Regions from separate parts of the Mus musculus genome. Here region 2 is linked to region 1. Evidence: chromatin loops called from intact Hi-C (ENCODE). Cell type or tissue: gastrocnemius. All regions are shown on one strand.

What was found. A loop is a pair of places that touch in the nucleus more often than their neighbours do. Peaks named below come from ENCODE experiments on the same cell type or tissue, not always from the same donor. Only the 100,000 strongest peaks of a DNase experiment are listed, where the experiment ranks them.
Region 2: it touches region 1 in a loop (6-fold over the local background); 3 of 42 quality-filtered maps call a loop at or near these places.

Annotation. Positions count from the first base shown.
Region 1 is chr11:43,760,926-43,768,925 of GRCm38, forward strand. No RefSeq gene overlaps it. Among named protein-coding and RNA genes, the nearest start is that of Ttc1, 17 kb to the left of the region's middle. In gastrocnemius, a CTCF peak has its summit at 6,071 (motif pointing right); DNase peaks (open chromatin) are centred at 4,804 and 6,139; H3K4me3 peaks cover 474 bases.
Region 2 is chr11:44,566,915-44,574,914 of GRCm38, forward strand. No RefSeq gene overlaps it. Among named protein-coding and RNA genes, the nearest start is that of 4930597A21Rik, 15 kb to the right of the region's middle. In gastrocnemius, no CTCF peak of the experiment used is centred here; a DNase peak (open chromatin) is centred at 3,617.

The sequences.
Region 1 (8,000 bases):
GCAATGGCCAGACTTGAGTTTCTTAGATCTCAAAGACTGCCTCTAGTGACCCAGGGCAGCTCTCAGGGTCTGTTCTCCCTCCACTGCCGGGGAAAGACAATGACAAAGGAGAAAAATAGTATTAAAATACAGTTACTGAATACTTACAGTCAAGTATGTAACACACCTACCTGCTCCCCTTTTCTTGACGCCATCCCGGCTTGGCCCCGTTACATCGGCAGTCAGGAAGCAGGGATGGATGAGTGTCGGTGATCAGCTAAAGGAAGGCAAAATGTAAAGTACAGTGCCTGTGACACGGTGGGCATTTGTGACAAGGCCCACAGGACACGTGTATAAGCAGATGTGTGAAACTCTTCATGAGGACAGCTTCAGCTGAGTGTGATTCCTGTTCTTGTCCCTTGCTTCTTCCTGGGAACTTCACTTCCTTATCAGTTAACCGGTCTTAGGCATTTTGTCATAGCAACAACAACAACAACAACAACAACAACAACAACAACAACAACAATGGCCACAGCACAGACTAAACTATCATATCCTGGACTGCCTACCTTGAGATTTCTTAGAAGAGTATGCGGGAGTAAATGAGGGGCGGGGGCTGGGCTGGGGTTCCAAATTTCACTTCCAAAGCACTTTCTCATTCAGCGATGTGACTTGTCATTAGGTCTCACCTCCTAAAGGTTAACGAGGCACACACTACAGTGAAAGGCAGATAGTACTATTACTGTTTTGGTCAACTGCAAATTGATACTTTTTTTACTGTATTGAGTCAGTTTCAAAACCACACACACATTCCCAATGCCTTAAGCCTTCTCCCCACACCCCTCACCTCAACTCTGCCACACAGACCACATTCTCAGCCTCTGTTAAATGCTAATTATATCCCCCAGTAAGGAACATTGAGTAAAATGCTGACAGAGACCAAGCGTCTAATAATTAGTGGCTAACGACTATAGACAGGGAGGCAATTAGGAGGTTTGTATCAATTCAGACTTCCTGCATGAGCCCTGGTGCATTGTTTCTGCCAGCGGTGGTGGTTTTCATAGGGAGGATGTGAGGCGATAAAGGGTAAGGGAGTAGTAGGGGCCTTGACACTCTTCAGACCCAAAAGACTCCCTTTTCTAGCCCCTGCTCCCAGGGGGGACCTTCTGCCATCAGAACTAGGTCAAACAGGATGTATGTAAGACCACAGGGCTTTGAAAAGGCCAAAGAGTGCATTAGTTAGCTTTCTGTTTCTGTAACAAAATGCATGAGGTTACTTAAAAAGAGAGGTTTATTTTAGCTCATAGCTTGTGAGGTTTCAGCCTGTCATTGATTGGGGTCCCGATACTTACTTCAAGGGCATTCTCTCAGTGGTTTATCTTCCTCCCATTAGGTCTTACCTCCCAGACAGTCTACTTTCTATCATCTTAGAAGGGGTAGCAGATGTCTTTGGAAAACACTTATCTATGCCATAGCAAACTGCAAAGATGGCCTAGCCTGGCTTTGAATTCCCAGTTTTTCCTCCTCCACAGTCCGTGTTGGGATGACAGGAGCACACCAGCACACTGAGCTTATGGGACTATCTCTGCTTAGTCCATTTCTTTCCTTTGGCATCATATCCTTTAGCACTGAAGGCATCAGTCCCACTCAGAATGCTAATGTTGGCAAACCAGCCTTCTTTACAAGTGAGGCACAGGCTCAGTTCTGTTAGAGTTCCTGGATGTATATAAGAAAGGAAAAAAATTAGTATTGTTTATAATTAAAACATCCTTGTCATAATCACTTTTATTAGAATAAGATCTTTCTAGGTTTTTTTTTTTTTTTTTTGAGATAGAGTCTTATAGATATACAACTCACTATATAACCCAGGTCTTGTGGCAATTCCCCTGCCAAGTCCTTGGCTTTATAGCTATGAGCTACCACAATCAGCTAAAATATCAAGTTTTAAACTTTTATTTAATTTATTTAAGAAGGAGAAGGAAGAATAGGAGGAGGAAGAGAAGGGGAGAAGAGGAAAAAGAAAGAAAAGAAAAGAAAGAAAGAGAGAGAGAAAGAAGAGGAGGAGGGAGAGGAGGAGTAGGGGGAGAAAGAGGAGGAGGAGGGGGAGGAAGAGGTGGAGGAGGAAGAGGAGGAGGGAGAGGAGGAGGAGGAGGAAGAGGAGGAGGAAGAGGAGGAGGAAGAGGAGGAGGAATTGTAGTATCTTTCCTAGAAGGGATATCAGTAAGAATTATGTCAGTGAACTTTTCTATTGATTTAAGATGGTGTTCCATCCCTCTCTCCCTCCCTCTCTTCCTCCACTCTCTATTTTTCTTTCTCACCTTCTCCTTTCCCTTTCAGGTCTTATGTACTACAGACTGGTTTCAAACTTGATATGTAGGCTAGGATGACTTTGAACTCCTGATCTGCCCGCCTCTACCTCTCAAGTGCTAAAATTACAGACATGGACCACGTTCTATATGCAGCTAGCACTTCCATAAATACCCTGCCTTGTCATCATCGCAACCCTTTTACCACGTGATCTAGTTCACTATATAGTTCACCTGTCTATGCCCAAATGTGGGGGTTTTCAGGGCATTTGTCTAAAAGATACTAAAAGCTCTGTCCAAATTCTAAGGGGACATGTGCATGTGCTACTGCACACAGAGGGAGGCCAAAGGGCAACCTTGAGTGTTGAGTTTGGTTTTCTACTAGGTTTGAGACATGTTCTTATTGTTTGCTATAGACTAGGCTAGCTGGCCTGTGAACGTCCAAGGATTCTATTTCTGAGCTCTATCTTGAGGCAGGTGAGCAGGGATTACAACTATGTGCTATCCACATCCATTTTCACGTAAGTTCTTGGGGTGCAAACTCTAGTCCTTGTGTTTCCATGGCAAGCTTCATACACAATGAGCCACTTCCCAGTTTTTTACTTTCTTATCTTGGGAAATCTGGCAAAGGGGTAACTAACTACAACAAATTGTTTTTGTTATTCTTCATAATTAATAACCCCCTTTTATAGTTTTCTTTCTTTCTTTCTTTCTTTCTTTCTTTCTTTCTTTCTTTCTTTCCTTCCTCCCTCCCTCCCTCCCTCCCTTCTTTCTTCCCTCCCTCCCTCCCTCCCTCCTTCCTTTCTTTCTTTCTTTCTTTCTTTCTTTCTTTCTTTCTTTCTTTCTTTCTTTCTTTCTTTCTTTCTCCTTCCTGCCTGCCTGCCTGCCTGCTTGCTTGCTTGCTTTTTACTGGTTATTTTATATACATTTCAAATGTTGCCTCCTTCCTGGTCTCCCCTGTGCAACTTCCTTCATGCCCCCTGCTTCTATGAGGGTGCTACCCCAACCACCCATCCACCCACCCCCACCTCCCTAGCATTTCCCTTTGATGGGGCATCAAGCCTCCACAGGACCAAGGGCCTCTCTTCCCATCGATGCCAGATAATGCAGTCCTCTAAATTAATAGCCCTTTTAGATCTTGTGGGTTTGTTTTGTTATTGTTGCTATCACGTGTGTGTGTGTGTGTGTGTGTGTGTGCATGCATGTGCATGTGTACATGTGCATGCCACAAGGAGTGTGTGTAGAGAAGAAGACATCTTGGAGATACTGGTTCTGCTTCCACCATGAAGGCCCTGGGGGTTGACTTCAGATTATCAGAAAACACCTTCACCTGCCAAGCCGCCTCATCAGCCTGGCCATTAGATCTATAGAGCTCAGGCTGGGAATAAACATCTTGAAAATCTCCACTTTGAGTGGCTTCTGGAAATGATAAGAAGAAATCGGAGTGTACTTGGACTCTTGGGTCATTTCTGCCACACTTGGTTTTCACGGGAACCAACTCCATCTGCCACATCCTCTTGGAAGAGTAACTAAGATCAGCAGTGTTAGTAGCTATCTGGAAACACTGTTTCTGGAACATTCTCTCACCTCAGGAGGATAAAGTGGAAGCTGAGAAGTTGTGGCATTCACTGTCTTGCAATTGTCTTTGAGGGATTCTGTAATAGAGTCACTTCAAAGTCCCCATAATTCCTCAAGATCAGACAAAAGTTCTCGGATTGGAAGACAGATCTTCCCTCCTCAGTGATAATTTCCAGACCACAGGCCTCTTTTTGGATCACCAGGACAGTGACATAGTGACATGGCTAGGATTGGAAGCAGCTGCTAACAACCTGAGTCTTAACCAACATTTTATCCACAATATATATATAATATATATATATTTTACAATCTTGAGGGCCATAGCTTCTGTTTTCAATTCCTGGGCAGTAACATCAGCAAGCAACACACGGCTCAATAGCAGTGTAGTGTTGCTCAGATGTCAGCAGTTAGTATATCCACAGCAGGGCCTTTTCTGTCTCTACAGCCTTCTACTAGTTAAGTAAACTTCATATCATCACTTTTCCATTAAATACAATTTCTTTCTTTCTTTCTTTCTTTCTTTCTTTCTTTCTTTCTTTCTTCCTTCCTTCCTTTCTTTCTTTCTTTCTCGAAACTCAGAAATCCACCTGCCTCTGCCTCCCGAGTGCTGGGATTAAAGGCGTGTGCCACCACGCCCGGCCCTATTTATTTCTTTATTTGAATTCTGAAGTTAAGTCTATCTATGTAGCCCAGGTTGGCCTAGAGTTCACTTATACTCCAGGTTGGCCATAAATTTGTGGTAACCCAGACATCTCAGCCTCTCAGATATGAGAATTATAAGGAAGCCAAAATCCTCCTCTGGCCCCCTGGGCATCTCGCTCATGTGTACCTATGCCTCCAGCTTTAGTGATGTGCACCTTATTGGGGTGGGGTTGACCCACACACGGAGAGTTAGCATTTTCTCAATTCAACAATCAATGTGAATATCTTTCTTCCTGCACAGTTGGACCACTGCCAAGCTTCTGACCTTTTTAATGTCCACGTACAACCTGAACTTCACCATCCTTTGGAAGGCACACAGACTGAACCTGATGCTTCTATCTCAGCACTTTGGAAAGAGGGGGAAAGACACGATCTTCCTCTGAATGTGAGAAAATGTATTGAAATGCCTTACGTAGTTTTTGCTTCAATTAGAAGTCCCAAAAGGATCAAACATCTTGGCAGCTGATGCTCCATTGATGGATGCTAAAAGGAAAAGTTCTGTTTTCTTTTTAAATTAAAAGCACTTATGTGCAAATAAAAAGTATCAGCCAAAAATAAAGGTATTAATAAATTACACTTTGTCAGAATTAAATATTCCTGCATTTTAAAGGACATAATTAAGGAATTCAAATACACGGTATCAACTAAGAGAAAAGAACATATACATAAAAGGAGTTGCATGTTATGGAAATAAAAAGAAATCTTTAAAAAATGATTGGATGTGTGCACTTGAGTTTGGGTACTTGTAGAGGCCAAGAGAGGTTGTCAGACATGAATGCTTGGAATTGAATCTAGGTTGTCTGAAAGAGCAGCAAGTGCTCCCAACAGCTGAAATATTTCTCCAGTTCCAGAAATAAGGAAACCTAACATCTCAGCTTGAAATAATATATCTTGCTAAGATGAAAATATCTATTAAAAATGAGCAGACTTGAACACACCATCAAAAAATGTATGGAGGGCAAATAAGCAGATAAGACATTTGACGGTACTAGTCATTAGGGAAATGCAAATTCAAGCCACAGGAAGAGTACCACCAACCTGTTAGAATGACTACAATTAAAGCCGACTAATGCTCTCGGAGCTGGTGAGGAAGCAGAGTAACTGGCTGTCTTATGCCTCGTTGGCAGGAAAGCAAAGTGGCCAGGCAATATTAGAAACAGCCAGGCAAAATCTGGAAAGTTGAATATGCATCTGCCAGATACCCTGGCAATATTGCTCAAGAGACTTTGTGTGTGTGTGTGTGTATGTGTGTGTGTGTATCTACAATTCATAGCATTATTAGTCAGACTCAGGAAAACTACCTCTTTTCCAGAAAAATATCCCACTCTGAGTAGTATTTGGAGGGTTCCTAGACTTGTTGAAGCTAACACACAGATCCCAAGTTAAGTACCCTTAACCTAGGATTCCAGAACATTTCCCCAACTGAGAGTCAAGGGAAGAGCTGCAGAGAAGATCCAAGCTGAATTGCAGAGCAACGTTTCATTCGCGTTGCTTACTCGTATTGGACAGCAGATGGCGCGCCCGCCTGCCTGAACGCCGGGCAGGTTGCACTCTAAGAACGCGGTGGCGCGCGAGGGGGCGTGGCGCAGTGCCTCTCACCACCTCGTCCGAGAAACAGCTTCCAAGTGTGCGTGGAGGAAGGACGCCAGATTGCAGGTGGCTAGGAGCAGCCCCGGGGGGCCCCCCTCTGTATTCCTTCCTAGCGTTGAGCTGTAGATGCGGCGTAGCGGTGGAGAGATGCGCGTCCCTCAGGGTGCTTGGATGCGGTGTGCGAGCAGAGCTCTTGGCAGTAAGCACAAACCACAGAAACCTGACTGCAAATACTTCCACATGCAAAGGAGGAAACCGAAACCTTCCTGCGTCATTTAAAAGGAACGAAAGCTGGAGATGTAGTTCAGTGGTAAACTCTTGTCTAGCTTACGTGAGTGAGGGCTAGGTTCAATTCTCTGTACTGGCAAATTCAAATAAAATAAAACCAAACGAAAAGCATCCAAACAACTCTGTTTTTTTTTTTTTTTTTTAACCTTCTTATAGAGCGGTCTTTCCCCTGCACACTAGACTTCTTCCTTATTGTGGGCAGTGTGGTACAGGTAAACTAAGAGAAGCTTGACTGAAGACGCGTAGGGCTTGTTTTCTCAGCTGCTATCCTTGGCTCATCCAAGCAGGAGGGTAGAAGTTAGAGCCTGAAAAGCAGAGAGACGCTCAGCCTGGGCAGAGAAGAAGAGACCCCTCGAACTTAGTACTGGGGAAAGTGAGTCCCAGAAGGCAGTAGGCATTGTAAGGTTACTCAATTGGTTGACATGTATATCCCTCCGAATAAGGATGAAGGTGTCTGGTGTGCAGGCAAAACAGTGTTTTGTAGGGGGATCAGGGTTTCTAAAAGCCAGTTGTTTTCATGGGGTCATAAATTAGCCCAGCTCCTAAAGCAATGATGCTTTGCAGCAAGGGTTCTCAACCCGTGGGTCGCGACCCGTCTCGAGAGTTTGACTAACGTTTTCACAGCGGTTACATATCCAGATATCCTATCCTGCGTATCAGATATTTACATCACGATTCATACCAGCAGCAAGATTACAGTTATGAAGTAGCAACGAAAGTAATTTTATGCTTGGGCTCATCATAAAGCAAAAAACTGTATTAAGGGATTCCAGCCTGAGAAAGGTTGAGAAACACTACTCTAGCGCATTGCTTCTCAGCAGCCTGCCTGTGATTTCAGCACCAGGGAGAGGCAGAGGCAGGAGGATCACCTTGGCGTTCAAGGCTAACTTGGGTGAGTTCCAGGTCCACTTGTGCTAAAGTGTAATGCCCTGTTTCTGGTGGGGAAAAAGAAAAGATTCTGGCTCATGATCAACTGTGCCTCAAGAAGAAGGATGTGCAGACCAGATGCCCGGGTCTTCCATTTCCTAACCCAGTCGGGAGGAATGGGAGGTGGGATAAGTCCGTATTCTAAATAAGCATTCTGATTAATCCTTCCATCCTCCTCAATATTTTTAAAATAATTACTTATTTATTTTATGTATATGTATACTGTAGCCATCTTCAGACACACCAGAAGAGGGCATCAGATCTCACTATAGATGATTGTGAGCCACCATGTAGTTGCTGGGAATTGAACTCATGACCTCTGGAAGAGCAGTCAGTGCTCTTAATTGCTGCGCTATCTCTCCAGCTCCATTTTCCCCAATTTTTGCTTGTTTTACTGTTTTGCTTGAGGCAGGGTCTTGCTATGTAGCTCAACTGGCCTAACCCATGGACTAACCCATGCTACCCTTGGACCTCTGATTCTCCCATCTCCCCGGGGCTGCCAAGGCAAGTCTATACCACCACACTGGAAACTCGGAGTGTGAGAACTAGGGCCTTTTGGTAGTTCAGATGAAAGAGAGCCAGGTTCTGAGTTCCCAACTCTTTCCAAAGTTGATTTTTCTGCTACAAATG
Region 2 (8,000 bases), 810 kb after region 1:
CAGGGCTACACAGAGAAACCTTGTCTTGAAAACAACAAACTTCACAAAAAAAAAACCAAAAACCCAAAAGACTCTCCATCCTTTGATTCAGGTCAGTAGTGAGACAGATCTGAACATTGCAGTGGTTTAAAAGCACTGTTTATCTTTATGCACGTGTGTACCTGGCAGAGGCTCGGATGCTGCCTGAAACAGGCACTTGTGTGCCATTCCTAATGGTCCCACCAACGGGGGAGCACTGAAGGGCTTTATAGTTGTCTTCTCCCAGGCGAGGACACTGGTGGCTTGACTAGGAATGGCTCCTAGGGCTCATATATTGGATGTTTGGTCATTAGGAAGCGACAGCCACTTGACCAGGATTAGGACAAGTGGCCTTGTTGGAGGAAGTGTGTCACTGGGGGTGAAGGGGGGTGGGCTTTGGAGTTTCAAATGCTCATGTCAGGCCCAGTAGCTCTCCCTGCTGCCTGCTGATCTAGATGTAGAACTCTGGGCTTCTCTAGCACCGTCTGTCTGTCTGCCACCATGTTTCCTGTCGTCGTCGTGATAATGGACTGAACCTCTGAACTGTAAGCCAGCCCCAGTGAAATGCTTCACTTTATAAGGATTGCTGGGGTCACAGTGTTGTCATAGGAATAGGACACAAAGATACCACCAGCATCTCACTGGAACCACTGCAGTGGCTGTCACATGCAAAAGTTGTCTTTGAAGGCCTGGACAGAGCTAGCTAACACTCTGTTGGAGCAAAGCCTAATTATATTAGTACTTGTTTTTTAAAAACTTAGTATATACTTATGTCCCTTGTTCTGGTAACACTGGGATGGTATATCAGACGACCCAGTGGTGTCAGAACTCTCCACCATGGAGGCTATGGGGATTAGGTTGTAGTTAGGCAGGGCTGCAAATGATGTCACCTACTGAGCCATCTTACCTTTGTGCCCTTGTGAGTGTGTGTGTGTGTGTGTTGCATGTGCAGAGTCAGGACAACCTGTGAGAGTTGGTTCTCTCTTACCATGTGGGTCTCAGGAATTGAATTCAGGTTGTTAGACTTGGTGGCAAGTGCCTTTCCCCACTGAGCCATCTTGCTTGCTCACTGGTCATTTTTGGTAATACTTTCCATATCACAGTGTACTTGACCTAGGAAGATCAGCTAAAGTTTAACCATCTAGTTAAAGAAGAAAAAGTGAGAAAATTTACCTTCTATTATACTTGATGTCATCAATTCTACTTCTCTTGACCATGTAGTATTCTATTTTATAGATAGGGCTTCATGTCACCTGTGAGCAATATTGCTAAAAAACATACTTAGCAATATGCTAAATTTCTGGCTCCAGCCTGCAGTCCAGCAGCCTTAGCCTCCACTCCCTTTTAGAGTGTGTGTGTGTGACTTGGACTTAGCTCTATATAAATGTATGTAACTTGGATTCAACTCTCATTTAAAAAAAAATAGATCTATTAGGAAAATGAATGTTTTTAAATAGCAACTATGTGGCTCTCTTACATGTTTGTCAGTGACCTCATCAAGATGTCAGCAGCCACATGGCTGGTAGCCTTCTTTACTGAGGTTAAAGTATGTGCCATGTGACTTAACCACATCTTCAGATGACCTCACAACATAGAACAATCACTGTAAAACTTCTCAGTCCTAACGAGCTCTGTTATCATTGTACCTCTTCTTAGACGAAGGAAGCAATAAGTCTCAGAGATTTTGGGTTGGTATGGATTCTTGAATGATGATGAAAGTTTAAGGTTATATTTGATACAACGTACTGTACATGTGGTTCAGCTCTGGTTTAGAATATATCCTATGTGATCAGTAAAAATTTAAGGTTCTAAAGGTCTGTTCACATTAACAAAGGCTAAGTTAAGATGTGTGTCAAACTCCTTATGTCTTTGCTAACTGTTCAACAATAAGCTGCTAGAAAATTTAGGTAATACCATATGCCTGATAAATAATATATATTTGATAAATCCCTAGTTCACAGTATGATTAAATGTTTAATTTTGATACTAGAAAAGCTTTAATTAAAAAATTGTTATTTCTAATGCTGAAACTTAACAGGGAAAAAGCTGTTAAAAAATCTAATCTTATAAAAACTACTAACTTACTGTAAACTGTTAAGGATAATTAAGACATGTAAGTTGATAGTCACATTATAAATGATCAAATTCTTTTAATGTGTTCAGAACTATTTTTGCAGTTCTAATTAAGTACTAATTAATTTTAAGAATAAGCTTTATTTAGCCTCCTGTATAGATTTTTAAAGTGAAGCCTAAGACAAGTAACTAGATATAAAGAAAGCTTGTATATTTATATATACTTAATTGGATAGATTGTCCTCAAACTCTCTGGAGATCTGCTGAATATAGCACTTAAAATGTTTAATAAGAGTATCTCTACCTAGTAGATAATGGTCCCCAACCTCTTCATAGAGGCTGCTGAATATGGTGTTCACGATGTTTAACAATAAAGCTTCCTGTGATAGAGGTACCAGTTTCTGGCAGCACCCCTAAAATCTCCAAAGAATATGGTGGGCCCCGAAGAATTTCAGCTGGAAGCTGCTTTAAGTACAGCAAAGCTGGACACTGGGTGAAGAACAGCCCTTTTTCACCTCGGTCACTGCCAGGACCTGTTAAAACTGGACAGGCGGGATACTAGAGTGTTGATTGCCCTGATTTGCCTAGACAAGGTAGGCCAGTTCCCTCAGATTCCTCCTCCACAGGGTAGTCTGTTGGATCTTCTGGGCCCGGCAATCAAAGACTAATACCGGCCTAGGACCTCTTCCTGAAAGGATCATAAAGGAACCCAGGGTGATTTTCTGCCATGGACTGACCTCAGTAGGTCCCTCCATCCACAGGAGAATCAGAGTCCTGGTACAGGTGGGCAGGGAGTCAGTGAAAAGGATGACAAACAGACTCGAACACAAGGGAGTGTTATATCTGATTGTAATTTGTCAAAGTGAGCATCAGACTTAAATATTACAGAAGAAAACAAAGAAGTTAGGTGACACAACAGCCAAGGTTTCGTTGAATTATCTGACACAAAACAGAGAAATGCATTCAAAAGACTGGCAGGAACCAGGCAGTGTTTACAATTGAGATAAGATCAGTCCTATCTAGAGTCGGCTATAGTCAGGAGCCAGGTGAGGATTTCACACCCTAGTCACAATTTATGCTATTCCTCTGAGCCCTGTGAAAGCTTGCACCAGGGGGTTCTGCTCTAGCAGACCTTTTTCATGAATAATGCAATACTGTAGTTCTTCCTTAAACCACAACCCTCTTTTTCCTAGGCCATGGTAAATTCTTGCATTTGGGAGTAACTTGGCTGCTCTTTTAAGTATCTGTAGGGAATCTTCATTTGTCAGAAGAACTCACCGACTTTCTTCTAAATACACAATGTAGTCTGCCATACCTGACTGTAATGAAGATTCTAAGTATACTTTGCTAAGCTTGCCCTGAGATTTCTAACTCCTATCCAGTAAAATATGCAAGAAAGCATGCAAGACCCTCCACACGATCGCAGGGACAAATTTGGAGCATTCTTGCTATGGGAATGCCAAGGTTCCAGGAGGCTAAGTTTCCGTGAAACCCTTTGCCTTGGGACTGCATCCAAGCCTTTAGGCCTGTCATGCAGACTTCACTGGAGTGGGTGTGGCAATTTTCCAGGTAGCCAGTAAATCTGTCATTTTTAGTAGATTCAGAAGCTGCTTGCTCTGAGCTTCCTGCTTACTCCCGTGAAATTTATCCTCAGCTCTCTGATGGTGTAGATGACTAGGTAATGATAGCTTTGCTAGCTTTTCACAGTGACCAAGGCTTCAGTTGCCTTCTCAGCTCTTCATGTGCAAACACCAAGTCTCTCGCCTTACTTTTCTAGAGCTACTACTGGGTCTAGACACAGTTTACCTTGCTACCAGACTCTAAAAGGAGATAAACATTTCAATGTAACTTTTTACTATTCCTTTATTTAAAGGAACTCTATTTCCAATGACAGGTCTCGGTCAGCCACAGACAGAAAAAAGGTGTCAAGTCTATGTAAGGTCTGAGAGACGAAAGCTTAACTTGTGAGGGCCTAAGAAAATATTTTAAGATATGTCGATGCAAGTCCTAAAGGTCTAAGAAAGTGTCGTACTGTGTATAAATGCAACGTGTAAAGGTATAAAAAAAATGACTTAAGACATGTAAAAATCAAAAAAGCACTTCAGATGTCTTTCCTTAACTATGCTATTGTTATATTAAGACTTCAAAAGTTCAGTTTTAACATTAATCGGGAGAGTTCGGGTAAGATATTAATCTAGCTAGCTCTGGTAAAGTACTGACAATGTTATCATACTCATAAGTTCAAGGTTTTAAATTTCCTTTGGTTGTCTTCTATGTATAGACATAAAAATGCTTGTCATTGTGCTAAAAATATCTGTCTAATATTTATACACCCAGACTTCTGGATAGAGGAAAGATTGTTCATACTTTTAACCTAGAATCACTTTTGGGTCCCCAAGATTTTACTGTGACTCAAAGGCGTGAGTCTACTTACTGCCTTTTCTACAACGTGGATTTCAGTACAGATTACAAACAGTGGTAATGCTAACATATCTAAAACTTATTTCTTTTTGTAAAACATAAAAACATTTTCTTTTTTTTTTCTTTCTTTTTCTTTTTTGGTTTTTTTGAGACAGGGTTTTTCTGTGCAGCCGTGGCTGTCCTGGAACTCACTCTGTAGACCAGGCTGGCCTTGAACTCAGAAATCTGCCTGCCTCTGCCTCCCAAGTGCTGGGATCAAAGGCGTGTGCCACCACTGCCCGGCTACATAAACGTTTTCTCTCATAAGCTTCAGGGAATTGATTTGGATCCACCTCTCATAGGTCAAACCAACTCCAGAAAAGTGCTGTCAATCAACAACCTGTCCCCACTTGCCAACCCCTCCTATCCCTGAGAGTGAGCTCTCTCTCTTTCATGGTCATGGGACTCCCCTCCCCCAGCTACCACGCCCATGGGCCTGAACATTTAATGTATGCCCGGATACAATTTTCCATAAACTCCTTCACTTTACCTTCATTCCCTAGTCTGTCTGTCCCAACAGACTTCAAGTCTACTGCAGATTGCTCCAGCACCTGTTCCTGGTGTCCCCTCGAAATCTGCATCCCAGACTGCTTCAAACTGGCTAGCCCCAGGTGATCTGGCCTTACACACTGCTCCAAATGCTGCCTGCTTGTCCCTAGCCCTAGCCGGTTCCGCAGAGCCTGGATAGCAAGTGAAACGGCCTGTACTTCTAGGGCTTGCCAGCATCACAGCTTTCTTGGGTCCCAAAGATGTTGACACCCCAGACAGTAGGAAGCAATCTAAAGAGCACCCCCATTCCTGCCTCACTCTCAATCACCCCTTCCTATCTCCTCTTTTATAATAAACAAAAGGGAAGTGTGTTGGGAACTGGGTCCCCTCTCCCACCTTCAGCAGCAACTTAGCATCTGTAACCAGTCAACACCAGTTGCCAAATGCAACATCCGTACCCTTTAAAAAAGTTCCTGCCTACATGGTGCTCTCTCTCTCTCTCTCTCTCTCTCTCTCTCTGTGTGTGTGTGTCCTTCCCTGTCTCTCTCATCTGTGCCTCTCTTTCTCAGAAGCGGCCCTCACCCCCTCCCAATAAATCTCTCAAGTGAGGTCTGTCACTCAGTGTGATCTTTGCAGCATTCCTTGGCCACAGTATTCTTCCACCACCGAAACCCTAACAGGCCGTATACCCTAGGTTATACGGACAGCACAAATTAGACTCAATGTGTTATTAAAACTTAAAAAAAAGAAGAAGACATGAAATTGGGGGTAGGATAGGGGATGGGGTGGATCTGGGGAGAATGGGAGATGAACACGATCAAAATACATCAAAATTCTGAAAGCGTTTATGAAAATTTCAAACCCTGAGTGGAGGTGGCCTGGGGATGTGGATTCAGGTCACATGTCTATGGTGGACATGACATGTTCCACCAGGGAGCTGGGCACACAAGCTCACAGCGTAAGAACATCGGGTTTGCAGAGCTGGGGTCCTGTTACAGGGTTAGATGTGGATTGGTACCATCCTTCCTTCACTTTTAGGTTATTGAAAGCCAATGGTCTGCCAGAGTAAAGTTTGCCTGATAGAAGGCGGCTGTGAGGTCAGTCACGAGTGGGCCATAGGGACTACAGAGAGGGCTGCAGGTATCCTGAGATCACTTTGGCTGTGGATTTGCAACATCCCAGCTCTCCATATTTTAATTAGTCAGACTTGTGGAATCAACAACACAGGTATGATTTCCCCCTCCTCCCCATCCCCTAAACTCAATTCATAGGCATTCTAATCTATCTCTTCTGAATGTTGGCTGGCTCACTGTTTCTCTGGTTTTAATTAATGTAAGCAATTCCTGTCTCCCGTTCCTGTTGCTTTCATGTTCCCAGGTAAGGAAAAAAATGGCTTCCAACTTAGCTGGAAAAGAATCTGCACGGAGCCAGTTATAGTTGGAGATCCTGTCACTTTTCAGATGAGGACCTCCCAGCTCTGAGGACCCTGAGTGGCAGTGAGCCCCGGGTGATTCCCTTTGATGGTCCTTCCTGCTCCCCTGGGACACTGGGAGACAGTCTGAGCAGGTTGAGGTGCCTGCAGAGAGTCAGGAATCCACAGTTCAGCTCTCTCTCCTCTGTGTGCTTCTTGGCACTTGTTTTTGTGGACTTTGGTTTGCTAGGGAAAACAGTCACGGTTTCTGAGGTAGCATTCGGTCTTTGCCTATTTGTATTTTAAATCTTGATCACTGACTAATGAACTTCAGATACTTTTAATGTGCTGTGCCAAATATTAGCCAAGGGTCTGGAGCTCTGCACAAGCAACTGAGTGAAGTAAGGAGCTTAGTGTGGGACACAGAACTATTCCTTTTAGAAGCAGATTGGAATACTGCACAGCAACTAGATGAACTTGTGTCTGTCTGTCTGTTTGTTTGTTTGTTTTTGATTGTCTTCATTATTTCAGCTTTTAAGCCCTATATCCGACTTGAGGTCGGCATCAGCTGCTGAATTCTACTCTGTTATTTGGTTTCAACAGGACACTAGAGATCATTTTTAAGAGGTATTTTTCTTTTGAAGTCTGTCTGTCTGTCTGTCTCTGGAGGCTAGAGATGTGGAGCTGGAGTTCTAGACAGAAGTAAGTAGCCTGAGTGCCAGGAAATGAACCCTGGTCTTGTACGAGAGCTGTATGTGCTCTTAGCCTCTGAGCCCCCCCACCCCCCATTTTGATATATTAAACCAGCCGGCCACAAACCTTTGACGGCTGTGAATGTAGTTCAGTGGTAGAGTGCTTGTCTAGAATGTACAAGGCTTTGGGCTTGATCCCCAACACTGAAAATCATTTTTTTTAATTAGTTGTCAACCATTTTAAATCTTTCAAGATTGGATATTACACAAACTCTAATATGATCTTTGTATGAAAAAAAAAATGGTAGGGGCCTGTGATGGGATTCTTGCTTGTTAAGTTGAATCAACTAAAACCCAAGAGGCTGGAATAACTGTGAGGGATTTTTCTTTTAGTTATTTAGAGTGGGAAGACCCAGCTTTAATCTGGATCGTTTGAGGTGGGACGATGTGGGCCTGGGTACCTGAGGTTATCCACAGAGATCTCTAGCCAGGCCGGGTGCAAGAGTTCCATCGAAGGGAAGCTAGTGCAGATAGGGAGGCGAAGTCTCTGCTGTGCCTTCCAGGTCGCTGGGTAACTCCAAGCTGCTCTGCACTGAGTTGGGTTGGGCTGGGCCGATGAGAAGCGAACTATCCAGTGAGGAGTGCTGTGGAACCTCAGGTGGCTCTTCAGGAGAGAAGATCTCTTCCCAAGTGTTACAGCTCCTGGAACAAAAGACTCAGATGACAGAGAAGTTCTCGCACACCTTGAACTTCCTGGATAGGATTTATATACAGTTTTGGGGGTGATTCAGGGTTTGACAGCAGATACCTCTCATTGGCCTGGACTGAGAGTTTGGGGGAAACCTTATTTGCATGTG